Regions from separate parts of the Homo sapiens genome. Here region 2 is linked to region 1. A link is a loop called in an ENCODE intact Hi-C map of the cell type or tissue named here. Cell type or tissue: A673. All regions are shown on one strand.

Region 1 (8,000 bases):
CATGGTGAACTGCACTACTGCACTTGTGTGGCCCACATGACTTTATATCTTTGTACAGAGCATTTCCAGCATCATATCATCCATGCTGACTGTGCCGATGATGGGCCTGAAGAACAGTTCAGCAATGACATTGGCATTGATGAATCTCAGCAGGAAAAGGGTACTATTAAGTTCGATGAATCTGTCATGGGGCCCTTGGTGCGTCATCCTGGTGTGTTCACTGAGTATTTGCTGAGTTCCCCACTGGAGTCCCTGAATGTACTTCACGCACTGCAGGCCCGGCACGTCTGGAGGGAGAAAAATCTCTTTGTTATAAAACAGCTCACCACAGAGTCCTTTGCTAGCTTTTTAAAAATAGCCATTTCTGTTTCATCCCAATTAAACAAGACCCAAAGCTTCCCGGTTAAAAGGGTAAAAGGCCAAACCAGTCTACGTTTTCAGAAGCAACGTGTCCAAGAATGAAACATCATGTGATCTTACTTAATATTTACTATGTTTCTATGCACACGTTTGCAAATACACTGGCCATGAGCCAACAAACGCACACAATTTAATATGACAGTAGAATACGGTTTAATGAATCATCACTCCAGTTCACTTTCTATGCAAATATGAAGAAGTTCATGATATTTCAAGAGGTGGGCACTTTACCTATGAGAAACAAGCCATGATAAACAAGAAGTGTTGCCATGAGACAAATGTTTTTACCATTCTTCTTTGAACTTTCCATCATTACACTGATCGTTCAGCCAATGGTGGTAAACTTCACAGCCACAAACTTTGACGCACAGTTTCATTTTACCTATTTGCCTGCAGGCCAATATTAGTCTAGAGGCCCGAATAATTTGAAAGCTAACACTGGCCACTTAGCTCATTGCACCATGATTTCTGTATTGGGGAAGATTTTGAAAAAAATAAAAGAATGATTCTAATGAGTGTTCAAAAAGGCTCTTTTCAAAAATATTAAAGTAAGAAGTTTTTGAAAATTCTTATAGTCATTAAAAGTTTAAAAAGTAAACATGAAAACATCACGAATTGTACCATGATTCAAGAATAACTTTTGTAATAGAAAACACATGACCTTTTGCAGTATAGTGTGATACCGAAGTAAAAGTGAAAGAAATAAATGCAGGAAAGTTTAAGTGGATGTAAGTTTTTATAAGGAAAGTAATAAGAGGAGGCTGCTTTTGAAGGTCCTTTGATCTTCCATGATGATAATATCGTTGCAAAGTTCTTTAACTTGTATTCAAGTAATTAGCAGTTGACCACTTGGTTTAAATGATGTTAATGATGATTGCAATCATTTTCCTTCCCTTTTCCTAAAAAATTCAACAGAAAAGTATTTTAAAAGCACCATGCCAATCATCACAGAGCAGCAGAACCAGTGTTCTTTAAAAAAATAATAATGGTAATAAGCGAGAGGCACTCCTATTATGGGCGAATATCAAATCTCATAAATAAGAACAAAAATAAAGCAACCATTTTAATCCATATTCCAGTTCTGATTACTCTAGTCCACACATTATCATCCCCTTCTATCTACAGCTTGAGATCCAGGCTTAAGACCCAATTTTGTTGTGTTTGAATTCCATCGATGAAAGTAGGAAGAGGCTTGCATGAAACTCCACCAGAAATCTGAAGCTTCTCTAGGTCTAGATTCATGGCTTGTGAAAACTTCATCTTGTGTATGCCACATTACTTTTCTCTGTGTTCACAATATACCCCTCCACCTTCTCCCCACCCAAGTGGTTCCCCCCCACACAGAGACACACAAACTGGCCTTCAAAATAAGGTCAGGGAAGAGAAAATGCAAATGGACTCCACAGTTTTATATCTCCTTAAGTTTGAACCTATATATATAATGTATTTAAATTTATATATGGGACATACAAAGGATAAACAGCAAAGAGAGGCCACACTCTTAATAGGCATTACCTTTCTCCCAAATATAGGTACATTTGTGTTTCAAACACACTCAGCTTAGCTGGTTAAACTCATATTGAGAGAGGATTAGGAAAAGTCAATCAAGAATAAGGAAGAATGTGTGTGTGTGTGTGTGTGTGTGTGTGTGTGTGTGTGTTAAAAGTATATAAAACAGAGTCAAGGGAAACTGTTGATACTGAAACTAATGGAATGTAAATTTCTGGAAGCTGAGCCCCTCTCACCTTTATATCCCAACAGGACGAGGAACATAGTGGATGATTAGTAACACTGGCTGAAGGAATAAGAAGACTGTTTTCCAAATAATCTTAAGAATCATCTGCGACACTTATTATGAATGCAGATTTGCAGACCCTGGGCCAGAGCTACTGAATCAGAATATATAAGGCAGGAGCCTAGAAAGACTTTTATCTACTCCCTCCCACCCCCAACCACACACACACAAGTACTTCTTATGCACAGGCAAGTTTGGAAAACAATGGTATAAGCAAAAAGGTAACATATAATAGACACTGGGGTGAGCTGAGGTCTCTACGTCATGAAACGTGAGGTTTGAACAAATTATTATCCCACCAAATACTGATCTATGCACCCTCAAAAATGCTAGGCAGGGGGCAGGGACTTAATCAGAGATTCCAGCACCAGGGAAAAAAGATACAAAAGGAGCATTATAAAAACTATCCCAACTCAAGTTGCCTGGAAAATTTTGTTCCCACTTCAATCATTTTGAAAGGACGCTGGTTGAAGATGATTCTAATAGTGAGAAACACCCAAGACAAGGTGCCTGGCTGTCCAGGGAGACGTTCCTCCAGTGATTTGGTTGCACTCTGTGGGACAGTGTGTCCAGCACCCAACAGACAACCTGAAAGTTTAGTGCAGCCAATATCCCACTGGGCCCAGAAGACAGGACCCTCAGGTGCCACAACACACCAACCATTTACTTGGGACCTTGGGACACATCTACCTACTCAGTAAAATGGGGTGGGGGGAGGCTACAGAGCAAAGGGGGTTGATTAGCAGGTCTCTAAAGTCTCTTTGAATTCTAAAATACAGTGCTCCTGCTCTCAGTCCCTAATGTGTCTTTTTTCCCTATCCCTTTGCCAACCTGATATTATTCACAGAGATTTGGAGGAAGGGATAGTCCAGATGCTTAGGACCATACAAATAACCATTCAGAGGCAGGCCCATGAAACACTACATCTAGTGTCTTGTGTGTCCCTAGGGAATAGTCTCTCTATGGGACCCTTTAACAAATGTTTCCTTTTTTGCTAGCCTTAATAGATTTCCTCCCCCCAAAAAAGGTTCTAGTAAATTTCAGAATGGGGTTTCAGAAATCGATGTTGCAGAATCTTCAGTGAGCAAAAACTTTTTTTAGAAAAAGATATGCTCTGGACTTAAAAGAAAGCTAAAGAAGAAAGAATAACCATTTCCCATGAAGGCACAAACTTTTCTATGGTAAGAAATGTGTAGAGAGCCAAGTACAAACCTAAACAAACAACTCCCCTCCTCTTGGCTGAGTTTCTGATAGCAGCCCACCCAGCAGAAGTGGTTCCTGGAGCTCCCCACCCCAACTCTGCTGAGTTAGTCACGATTTCTTCACCTTTGCCCCGACACTCTCCTGATCACTGAAAACTCGTTACTGCCCGCGCCCCTAGATAGGCACTGCCCGATGCTTTTGTGAGCTGGGAAAAGCCGGCGCCTAAGGCCAGTACCCTTACCCGGGTTAAAGAGCACGGTCCCCTTGAGGTAGGCGTACTCCTTGGTACTGATGTTCAGACTCCAGCATTTGGAAAGAAAGCACTTGATGGCTTGGACCTGGGAGGCGGAGGGCACCTTCCTGGCCTCCGCCGGCGGTGCCAAATGGTGCTGCAGCGTGGGCACGGGCAGTGGCTCGTTGCCCCCGGTCTCCCGCCGCCTGGTGGTGAGGATCTTCTGCAGCATGCTGGGCTCCGAGACTTCCACAGTCTCGAACTGCAAGCGGTCCTGGGCCAGCTCAAGCATGAGCAGGGACGCCCAGCAGTTGCGCACCAGCACCAGCTGCTGGTCCAGGGGCAGCACCTGGAAGCAGGGCAAGTACTTGACGAAGCGCAGCGTCTTCAACAGGCCCGCTGAGGCTGCCTCGCAGACCACCTGTGGACTCTTGAGCGCCACCGGCCGCAGCGCACCAGAGGAGGTGTCCCACCAGGGGGCCCTCGGCCGCTCCTCCGGAGCCGCCTGCGCTTGATTTGTGCTCGTGGGCACGCAGTAGAGGGTGCTGCCCTGCTGCGGGTGGTCTTCACCGCAAAAGCAGCAGCGGTACAGAAGCGCCGTGGCCCGCCCGCCTGGTAGCGCCTCTTTACCCCCTGGCCTCTGCGCGAAGTAGGAGCGGTCCCACCACGCGCCCCCTGGCCGTGCCTCGGGCGCTGCCGGAGCCACGTGCGTTTGCTTTGAGCTAGTGAGCAAGCTGTAGAGGATGCTGCCCTGCCGCGGGTGGTCTTCACCACAAAAGCAGCAGCGGTACAGGAGTGCCACGGGCCGCCCACCCGGAAGCCCCGCTCTGCCCACCCCGGGATCAGAGCCGCACGAACAGCCCCAGCACGGACCCAGCGTCGCCTCGGGCGCCTTCGGTGCCGCGTACGTTTGCTTTGCGCTCGTCAGCATGCTGTAGAGGATGCTGCCCTGCCGTGGGTGGTCTTTACCGCAAAAGCAGCAGCGGTACAGGAGCGCCACGTTCCGCCCGCCCAGCAGCCCCTCTCTGCCCACCCCGGGCTCATCGCCGCACGAACAGCCCCAGCACTGATCCACCAGCCGCGTCTCTGGAGCCTCAGGAGCCGCGCGCGTTTGCTTCGCGCTCATAAGCATGTTGTAGAGGATGCTGCCCTGCCACTGGTGGTTCTCGCCCGCCATGGCCCGCGGCGCCCGTAGCCCAGTTCTGCCCAGTGGCTGCCTCCTGGGACCTATTTATACCTAGCGCGCACGCAGGCGCGTCGGCCGCCTCGGTCTGGGCAAGGGCGCGGAGGCGGGCGGTGTGTGCGGGGGGGCGCGGTGCTGCGCTCCGGTGTGTTCGCCCATGACCTCGGTGGTTCGAAGGGGCGGGTGCTCTTTAAAAGCTGGAAATGGAAGAACAGCAGCGTGGGAGCTCCTGGACACTTTCCTCCTTCCTCTCATTACCCCTTTCCCTGTCTCAGGAAGACCGGAGGAGAGCGAGCGCCTGGATGCTGTTGCAACTCTTTCCATTGAACCCTCGCATCTAATTTGTTCCCTTTATTGGGAGGGCAGGGGAAAAGAGGAAACATCTACTTCTATGCTCTTTGTAAACTTTCATTAAATTATCACAGTTTGTGTGACTTATATTTGTATATGGATAGGGAGGTCTCATTTTCTGAGACCTTGAAAAATACAGAACATAGACAAGCATCATATGGGAACTCGGTGGAAATGCCCAATCTCAGGCTCCAACCAGACTTTCTAACTCTGAATCTGCATTTTAACGGTGTCCCCAGGGATTCACATGCACCTAGACGTTTGAAAAGCACTGCTCTAAATATGCTATCATAAGCGCTCAGTTTAATGCCATCAGTATTTATAAGCGCCCACTATGTCCTGGATGCTGTGTTAAGAGAGCTGGGGGCAGCGAGCAGGATGTAAAAGTGCCTAAAACTTAGGAATATAATAATTACGAGGGGATAATATTGTTACAGTGAGAATTGTTTTCATTTTAGTATATATTTTTTTTTCTTTTAACTTTTAGGTTCAGGAGTACATGTGCGGGTTTGTTATATAAGTGAATTGCTTGTCGTGGGGGTTTGGTGTACAGATTATTTCATCACCCAGGTAATAGTATCCAATAGGTATTTTTTCTCATTCTCTCCCTCTTCCCACCCTCCACCTTCAAGTAGGTTCCAGTGTCTGTTGTTCCCCTCCTAGTGTCCAGGTGATCTCTTTATTTAGCTCCCACTTGCAAGTGAGAACATGTGATATTTGGTTTTCTGTTCCTGCATTACTTTGCTAAGCATGATGGCCGCCAGCTCTCATTCTTTTTCATGGCCGCAGTGAGAAATTTTGATCCTTGTAAAAGTATTCCATTGGTAAGTGTGTAATTAGTATTTCTTTTCCCACCCTTCCTAAGTGAATAATGATAAATAGAAGCATCAGGAAGCCTGGATCCATTAGTCTTCACTTGCCACACAGCTGTGAAGACATGGGGCAGGGAAGGGTGTTGGTATATACCAGCTGATACAGAATCATTTTTACTTTTTCCCTCCCTCCCATCCTCCCTCTTTCTTTTTTTGCTGTTTCTTTTCCTTCCTTCCTTCCTTCCTTCCTTCCTTCCTTCCTTCCTTCCTTTCCTTCCTTCCTTCCTTCCTTCCTTCCTTTCCTTCCTTCCTTCCTTCCTTCCTTCCTCCCTCCCTCCCTCCCTCCCTCCCTCTCTCACTCCTTCTCTCTCTCTCTTTCTTTCTCTTTTTCTTCTTCTCCAGGACCTGGAATTCTCAGCATAAGAGGAAAACCTAGGAGACCCCCATTTTGCTTGCAGCGTTAAATTTCATTCTGCCTGTGAGAGGCCCTAAATAGCACAGTGGTTAAATCCCTGGAACTAGCACTAGATTGCCTCAGTTTTAATCCTGGCCCTGCCACTTTGTAGCATCATAACCTTGGGCAATGTGTTAGTTTCTTTGTCGCTGCTTTACTTACCACAAATGTAGTGGCTTAAGTCAACACAAACAACACGAATTTTTTATGTTATAATTCTGGAAGCCAGAAGTCTGAAATCAGTTTCACTGAGCTAAAGTCAAGGTGACATTTCTTCTGGAAGTTCTAGGACAGAATCTATTTCCTTGCTTATTCTAGCTTCTTGAAGCTGCCTAAGCTCCTTAATATCTGATCACATAACTCTGGCCTCTGCTTCCATCTCCTTCTCTGATTCTTGTAAGAATCTTTGTGACTATAATGGACCCACTCAGATAATCCAAGATAATATCTCTATCCAAAAATTCTTAACTTGATCACATATGCAAAGGCCTTTTCATTCTATAAGTTAACAAATGCACAGGTTCTAAAGGTTAGGACATGGACATCTTTGGACACTATTCAGCCTATCACAGGAAAGTTACTTAAGCTGTTTGTGCCTCAGTTTCTTCATTTGTCAAACATGCACAACAGCGTCTGTGAGGTAATCTTTATACATGAGTTAATTTGTGTAAAGTGTTTATAATAATGTTTGTTATGTGTCAAGTGGTGGATGTATCAACCATTTTAGGACAACGCAGAATAACTTCAGAGTTAGGAGGTGTTCCTGTACCAGCACTGCCACAGTTCTGTCTCTCCTAGGGAAGCCTCACACACACACAATTTCCACCCAGAAGATTTTATCCTACTTTCTTTGTGTGTCCACATTTCTTGGCCCAGACTCTAAACACTGGATGGGTCACCTGGTTCACACAATTGTGTGTTGGCAATATTGTTTCATGGGCTATTTCATTATTTGCCATTTCCAGTATTCAAGCTACTGTTTGGGGTATCGTCGTTACTGCTTTAGCAGTATTGTGGCAGTCTTCACTCGCCATACAGCCTCATCCCTCAAGTGCCACACAGGCACTGAGATCAGTGGCTTAATGAACCCACCAACCAGCCTAGCTGAAAAACCCAGCCGACCTTTGTCCCTACCTTATGTTGCCAGAGCTAGTCACGATTTCCTTTTCCTCCCAACACCTGACATGATTTATTTAGTTGTTCGATGCTTACTGATTGTGTCTCCTCCACTAATACAAAAGTCCTTTGAGGGCAAGGAATCTGTCACTCTGTATTGTGTCCCAGCAATTAGAATGATTTCTGACACGTAGTAGGTGCTCAAAAAATACATTTGTTGGCAAACTGTACCTTGAGGGAGAGAGAAGGCTACGGCTCCTACTGCCAATGGGCAGGCCGAGCACTCCCACCCAGCTATCGCTGCGCTGACCCTGGAAGGAGGACAATGTAGTAGGCCTTGTTAGACTCAGCATTTTCTGGAGGCCTGTTTTGCTACTCAGAGTGCTACAAGGACTGTGGTAAAGTAACAGGAAAAGTGGGTTAACAGTCAAAAG
Region 2 (8,000 bases), 180 kb after region 1:
CTGGACAATCAACAGAGGAATTTATTTCTGATAGCTGTTTCCCAACATGTTCGGAAATCAAATACAAAAACTGAGATCCACACAACAGGCTAGTTCCCTTTTATAATTGCAAATACTTATTGAGCACTTAACATGTACCAGGCACTGTGCTAAGCACTTTACATAGAATATCATGTTAATCCTTACAGCAACCCTACATGGTAGGTACTATTTTACTACCATTCTGCAGATGAGAAAACTTAAACACAGAGCAGTTAAGTAACTTGCTCCAAGTCACACAGCATTAAAATACAGCAGGTCAATTTGTTTGTAAATGACAGATCTGGGATTGGAATGAAGGTGTTTGTGGTGATTAATGGTTGAAAGCAGGCCATTTCCATTTCCATTGCAATTTGTTACCCACTAGTAGCTCCTAGTATAAATGTATTCTCCAGGATCTATAATGTAGATTTATATTAACAAATAATTATTGTGGTGAATGTTTGCATGTTAAAAATGGTAGGCTGAACTTCCTGTTGGGTACTTTTCAGTTTCAAACATGTACTTCTGCAAATCAATAATCCTTCTTCTCTTTCTATTCTTCATTTTTCCTTAGGGGACATGGTCAGTTGCTTGGGCATATTACTATAAATGAAAGAATTGGTCAGAGACACCTTCAAAATGCAACTCTTTAATTTTTTTTAAAAATTGTTCCTCAAAGGGCAAATGAGGACTACTCTAAAATTACATCCTCAGGTCAGGAAATAAACACAAATCATCCAAGCTAGTTTAAAAATTGTCATGAAAGGAAGAAGCCAAGAATTAATTATGTTAAATTTAATGAAGTTTATCAAGCATTTATGCCAACAGCAGTAGGGAGTAAATGCAGAGTCCATTAAAACTGATTCTGTATTTTGGGGACTTTCTATTACAACATAAGCTTTATAAGGGGCCAAGGCTTGTCTGGTTTTTTTTTTTTTAATTTTTTTTATTTTACTTTAAGTTCTGGGGTACATGTGTAGAACGTGCAGGTTTGTTACATAGGTATACACATGCCATGGTGGTTTGCTGCACCCATCAACCTGTCACCTGCATTAGGTATTTCTCCTAATGCTATCCCTCCCCTAGTCCCCCACCCCCTGACAGGCCCCGGTGTGTGATGTTTCCCTCCCAGTCCATGTGTTCTCATTGTTCAACTCCCACTTATAAGTGAGAACATGCGGTGTTTGGTTTTCTGTTCTTGTGATAGTTTGCTGAGAATGATGGTTTCCAGCTTCATCCATGTCCCTGCAAAGGACATGAACTCATCCTTTTTTATGGCTGCATAGTATTCCATGGCGTATATGTGCCACATTTTCTTTATCCAGTCTATCATTGATGGACATCTGGGTCGGTTCCAAGTCTTTGCTATTGTGAATAGTGCTGCAATAAACACGCGTGTGCATGTGTCTTTATAGAATGATTTATAATCCTTTGGGTATATACCCAGTAATCAGATTGCTGGGTCAAATGGTATTTCTAGTTCTAGATCCTCGAGGAATTGCCACACTGTCTTCCACAATGGTTGAACTAATTTACACTCCCACCAACAGTGTAAAAGTGTTCCTATTTCTCCACATCCTCTCCAGCATCTATTGTTTCCTGACTTTTCAATGATCTCCATTCTATCTCGCACGAGATCGTATCTCATTGTGGTTTTGGTTTGCATTTCTCTAATGACCAGTGATGATGAGTATTTTTTCATACGTCTGTTGGCTGCATAAATGTCTTCTTTTAAGAAGTGTCTGTTCATATCCTTTGCCCAATTTTTGATGGGGTTGTTTCTCATAAATTTTAAGTTCTTTGTAGATTCTGGATATTAGACCTTTGTCAAATGGATAGATTGCAAAAATCTTCTCCCATCCTGTAGGTTGCCTGTTCATTCTGATGATAGTTTCTTTTTTTTTTTTTTTTTGAGATGGAGTCTCGCTCTGTCACCCAGTCTGGAGTGCAATGACGTGATCTCAGCTCACTGCAACCTCCGCCTCCCGGGTTCACGCCATTCTCCTGGCTCAGCCTCCTGAGTAGCTGGGACTACAGGCGCCCGCCACCACGCCCGGCTAATTTTTTGTATTTTTAGTAGAGACAGGGTTTCACCGTGTTACCCATGTTGGTCTTGATCTCCTGACCTCGTGATCCACCCGTCTTGGCTTCCCAAAGTGCTGGGATTACAGGCGTGAGCCACCGTGCCCGGCCTCTGATGATAGTTTCTTTCGCTGTGCAGAAGCTCGTTAGTTTAATTAGGTCCCATTTGTCAATTTTGGCTTTTGTTGCCATTGCTTTTGCTGATTTAGACATGAAGTCTTTGCCCATGCCTATGTCCTGAATGATATTGCCCAGTTTTTCTTCTAGGATTTTTGTGGTTTTAGGTCTTACGTTTAAGTCTTTAATCCACCTTGAGTTGATTTTTGTATAAGGTATAAGGAAGGGATCTAGTTTCAGTTTTCTGCATATGGCTAGCCAGTTTTCCCAACAGCATTTATTAAATAGGGAATCTTTTCCCCATTGCTTGTTTGTGTTAGGTTTGTCAAAGATCAGATGGTTGTAGATGTGTGGCATTATTTCTGAGGCCTCTGTTCTGTTCCATTGGTCTATATATCTGTTTTGGTACCAGTATCCTGCCATTTTGGTTACTGTAAGGCTTGTCTGTTTTATACAGTGACGTATCTCTAGCGTTTAGGATAGTGTCTGGCATATGGCAGATGTTCAGTATATATTTGATGATTTCGTTAATTCGCATCATGTATTACCATACTAAAACATGATAAACATATTGGTTGGCAGAAGATGGTGTTGATTGCATCATTTCATTGTTACTCATTATTGAATAGTATTATATGTAACAGTGATCTCCTCTAATCAATGATACCTTCACGCTTATAATTTTCTGCTTGTCTGGGACAATAAGGTGGTTATGGTATTGACAGGGGAGGAAATAAAACAGAGCATTTCTCTGACAACCCCTCCCTTCCAAAATACCTCACTGCAGCACTATTCACAGTGTGGTCAGCAGGCTGGTCCTGGGCTATGAATTCCATGTTGCCAGTCCAACAAAGAATTAGCTACAGAAACTGAGGAGTAAACAGAAACTTATATAGCAATTTTATATTGCAGCAACATCTAGGAATCCATGTTTATTGTGATTTTTCAAAATTACCAGACTTTGGTACATTAGAAATTTAAAACAAAAACCTTCTTTTATTGGCTCTTGGGGACCAGCAGGACTAACATTATAAATCAGCTGGAGCTGCTTGGAGCAATCTACGTTTCTGTGATTTGCATAGAAAGAAGGCTGTCCATCCCAAAATATAAACCACACCTCATGTCAGACCATTCTTGTAACCTAACTCCTTTGAGTACTGAAGGCTTGTGATGTTTAAGAAACCCCCTACTAAGCACAAATACCTCTAATGGAAATCTTGTTTATATCCACTAACTCTTAACACCTTAATCATCACCTCCCATGATATTAATCCTTACAGCAACCCTACATGGTAGGTACTATTTTACTACCATTCTGCAGATGAGAAAACTTAAACACAGAGCAGTTAAGTAACTTGCTTAATAAAGAGGAAAGGTGACAAGACGACTGCTACTGAAATATAATAAAGGGGAAATGTGACAAGACGATTGGTACTGAAAGTGTCTAAGAACCTTGAATCATAGTAATAGTAGCAACAGTGGCTCCCAGTGGTAGGACCTAGAAATAGGACAAAACTGCAAAATTTAAAAGCCACTGCTACTGCTCATTTCCCAGATGTTGCGGTGACCCATGATTTCTAACCATCTGAGTAGTATTTGGATACCTATTATTTTAGTTTATCCCAATGTAAAAATTTATTAGTACATCAAATTCAACCAGCAGTTTACTATGATCCGTGACTTTGTTACTTTAAAAGATCCTGTTGACATAGCAATATCTTTAACCATCTCCACTTTGTCAGTTAGATATCAACATAAAAAAATGCAGCAAAGCAAACCACCCTGACAGCGGGTGCAAAAAACAGCAATGATTTCTCCTTGTTCTCACATCTGCAGTTTGGCTGAGGGCTGGCCGATCTGGGACGACCTCAGATGGGCTTGGTGCCACGACTCAGATTGCATCCAAGTGAGCACTATATCTCTTTCATCTTTTTCTTATGGTGCAGAAGCACAAGAGGGTGAGCAGGTACACATGGTGACTCTTAAGAATTCAACTCAAAACTGGCATACTATCACTTCTCCCCACATTTCACGGGCCAAGGCAAGTGAAATGGCCAAGCCCAGAAAGAATGCTCGCAGTGGCTCACGCCTGTAATCCCAGCACTTTGGGAGGCCGAGGCGGGCAGATCACCTGAGGTCAGGAGTTCGAGACCAGCCTGGCCAACATAACAAAACCCCGTCTCTACTAAAAGTACAAAAATTAGCCAGGCGGGCGCCTATAATCCAAGCTACTGGGGAGGCTGAGGCAGGAGAATCGCTTGAACCCCGGAGGCGGAGGTTGCAGTGAGCCGAGATCACTCCACTGCACTCCAGCCTGGGTGACAAGAGTGAGACTCTGTCTCAAAAAAAAAAAAAAAAAAAAAAACAGAATGCTCCCTGTATCTTGTGAGAATGACTAAAAAGTATCAGGGAAGAGAGAATGGATATGAGCAGGGATGGAAAATTGAAAAATTTACCACATCCGTTAAAGCCTCCCCAAAACCTAGTGGGTTAAAGCAACAAACATTTATTAGGTTTATGATTATATGGTTTGAAAATTTGAGCTACACTCAGTTAAGTGGCTTTTCTGCTGGTCTCATCTGGACTCACTCATATAGTTGTAGTCATCTGGTGAGTTTGCTAGGGACAAATTGACCTAAGATGACCTCACTCCCATGCCTGGTGGTGGGTGCTAGCTGTCAGTTGGTGCTGGACTACTCGCTGGAGTGGAAAGGGTGACAGTGCCACCTATCTCCAGCAGCCTACTATTGACTTATTCACATAATGGAGGTGTCAGTCTTCTAAGACTGGCAAGAGAGAGTAAGCCTTAATGCACAAATGTGTTTCAAGCTTCTGCTTGTAGGACATTTGCTATTATCCTGTTGGCCGAAGCAAGTTGTGTCTCTGTGCCCAGATTTAGAATACACAAGAGCATGGATATAGAAAGTGTGAACAAAATGCGGTGTGTTACAGCAATAATCTACTCTACCTGGCACAGTTCTTGACACAACCAGGCACTCAGTAATATCAGTTTAAAAATTAAATAGTGATGGTTTGTTTATCATATTTTTTAATCAATTACGGACACTTAAAGTCTTCCAAACTACTATTGATGCATGATTAGTATACTGACTTCTAGCACAGTGGGGACTCTAGCGATGTGCTATCCACATCAAGTACATATCAAGGGCATACTATTCAAATTTTCAGATGCCATAATGTTTGAAAGTAATGCATTGGATGATATCATTAAAATCCAAAATATTGAGTTGGAATAAAAACGTAACATTTTAAGAGGATAAGTAGCAAATCCTACATTTAGGCACTAAAATTTCATTTTAAAAAGTTTAGGCCAGGCATGGTGGCTCATGCCTGTAATCCCAGCACTTTGGAAGGCCAAGCCAGGCGAGTTGCTTGAGCCCAGGAGTTCGAAACCAGCTTGGGCAACATGGCAAAACCCTGTTGCTACGAAAAATACCAAAAGTAGCTGGATGCAGTGGCGCTCACCTGTAGTCCCAGCTACTCGGGAGACTGAGGAAGGAGGATCGCTTGAGTTCAGGAGGTCAAGGCTGCAGTGAGCCGTGATCACAACACTGCACTCCTGCCTGGGTGACGGAATGAGACCCTGTCTCAAAAAATAAATAAGCAAATAATAAAAAGTTTAGAATGAAGGGCCACACTTGACCTCAGATCACTGGAAAAAGATGTGAAGTTTTAGATAATCACGAGATTAATTGGAGCCCACAATATAATATGTCCAATAAAAACATAAAAATGCAATGTTTATCCTACATGCACAGGTGTATAGTATCATCAAATCATGCAGTCTAATAGCACTGGTAAGAACATATCTCAACTATTTTTTGCACTTCTAGATCCTCTATGTAAAGAACTGTGACAAATTAAAAAGTGTCTCGGCTGGGTGCAGTGGCTCACGTCTGTAATCCCAGTACTCTGGGAGGCCGAGGCGGGCAGATCACCTGAGGTCGGGAGTTCGAGACCAGCCTGACCAACATGGTGAAACCCTGTCTCTACTAAAAATACAAAATTAGCCAGGTGTAGTGGTGCATGCCTGTAATCCCTGCTACTCGGGAGTCTGAGGCAGCAGAATCGCTTGAACCCGGGAGGCAGAGGTTGCAATGAGCTGAGATCACGCCATTGCACTCCAGCCTGGGCAACAAGAGTGAAACTCCATCTCAAAAAAAAAAAAAAAAAAAAAGTTACTTGAGAAAACTACAAATATTTATCCCGAAGCAAAGAAGCATGGAGAAACATGACACTGGTCTTTAAAATCTGAAGAGGTATGTCAGGTGGGAGAAAGAACAAGCAGCCTGTGATGTTCCAGCAGCTTCCTAGAACCAGCAGCTACAAAGTTATAGGGAGGCAGATATTTGCTCAGCAGAAGGCCTGACAATTAGACACATAGAAAATGGCCCTCCAAGTGTAAAGGGTGAGCTGCCCTCACTAAAAGTGTTTAAGGAGACAGTGTGGCCATCTCTCAGAGATGTTGCAGAAATTTTTCTTTTAATTTGAAATAAGGCTGATCTGGTGTCATTTAACCTCTCTACCAGATTCAAGGTTACATCTGGTGCTTTGATTCAAGGGATCAAAGTACCCATTATCAGGTACGTAGTGGACAATCAAAAATGTTTGCTGAATCATTGTCATAAATTGGCTCTTTAGGAAAAATAATGGAAGCATTGCATGAAAAAGGAAATGCAGAGTAGCATGAATATGTACTTGGTGGAATATAAACATAAAATAATAACAACCTAGAGAGCTTTCTGTTTGTCAGAGACTGTGAGTGTGTAATGATGCGTTTAGTCCTGGCCACAAATCCTACAAGGTGTGTGCTATTATTATCCCCATTTTATGGATGAAGAAACTGGGGCACAGAGAGGTTAAGAAACTTGCTGGAGGTTATGTAACTAGTGAGCAGTAGGGATTGGAGAAAGAGAGCTGTTGGGAATGTCAAAAGAAACTCTATTTTAAACTTTTATATGAGTTAGTTAGAAAAATAATGTGCAGAGTACCAAACTGAATAGAAAACAAAGTCAAGGTTATTTTCCAGTGGAAACTGAATTACTGGCAAATATTGCCAAAATGAGAGTCACAAATTCATTTCAAAGAAAGTAAAGCTAGAAATTTTCTATTTTAATTATTTTTCAGTACAAACTCTTTTGTTAGCAACTCATGTGCTTGCCCTATCATTCCAGGAAAATATATAAGTTTTTTTCTTTTTTCTCTTCTTTTAATGTAGCAATTGTTATCCTTTTATTACTGATAGAAGCAAACATTTAGTTTCAAATTGTAAAACCATTATTATCTTTCCAGTAATTAGTTCTATTTCTGTGGCTGTGGTTTGTACAATACTGCTTTTTATATCTTGAAGTACAAATAAAACTGTTTTTAGACTCTTCCTTGTGATGTTAAACACAAAGAATAAAATAAATAAGTTCTGTTCACTGTCAAGATTTATCTGTTTCAAATTTTTCTAAAGTATAAACATTATTAATGAAGCACTTAACATTAAACTTCCAACAGTCTGGTATAAAAACGACAACAATAATCTGCTAGATAAAGAGAAACATGGGAAATGTATTTTCGTGGGAGCTAGGGAGGAATTTATGCACTTTTAATGGAACTTTATAGGTTCTGGGTTCCATTATTGTGTCAGAGATATGAAGAAAGGAAAGTTGAGTAATATTTTTAATTGATTCCATAGAGTTTAGAAAATAATAGTGTAGATCTGGGGATGACTAAGAGTTAGAGTGGGTGAGAGAAAATTTTCTTATTAAATG

What was found. Peaks named below come from ENCODE experiments on the same cell type or tissue, not always from the same donor. Only the 100,000 strongest peaks of a DNase experiment are listed, where the experiment ranks them.
Region 2: a loop joins it to region 1, with 5 times the contacts of the local background. A loop is called at or near these places in 2 of 110 quality-filtered maps.

Annotation. Positions count from the first base shown.
Region 1 is chrX:30,304,537-30,312,536 of GRCh38, forward strand. It overlaps NR0B1 (nuclear receptor subfamily 0 group B member 1), which reads right to left and starts at 4,854. Exons shown (of 2, transcript NM_000475.5): 1 at 3,660-4,854; 2 at 1-287. The coding sequence starts at 4,827. The coding sequence ends at 43. RefSeq lists an enhancer at 4,063-4,563, promoters at 4,828-6,410, 4,828-5,147 and a cis regulatory region at 6,069-6,422. In A673, CTCF peaks have their summits at 3,885 (motif pointing left) and 4,088 (motif pointing right); DNase peaks (open chromatin) are centred at 3,895, 4,915, 6,085 and 6,455; H3K4me3 peaks cover 5,887 bases; H3K27ac peaks cover 6,662 bases.
Region 2 is chrX:30,484,613-30,492,612 of GRCh38, forward strand. No RefSeq gene overlaps it. Among named protein-coding and RNA genes, the nearest start is that of TASL, 89 kb to the right of the region's middle. In A673, CTCF peaks have their summits at 3,716 and 4,930; DNase peaks (open chromatin) are centred at 3,689 and 4,919.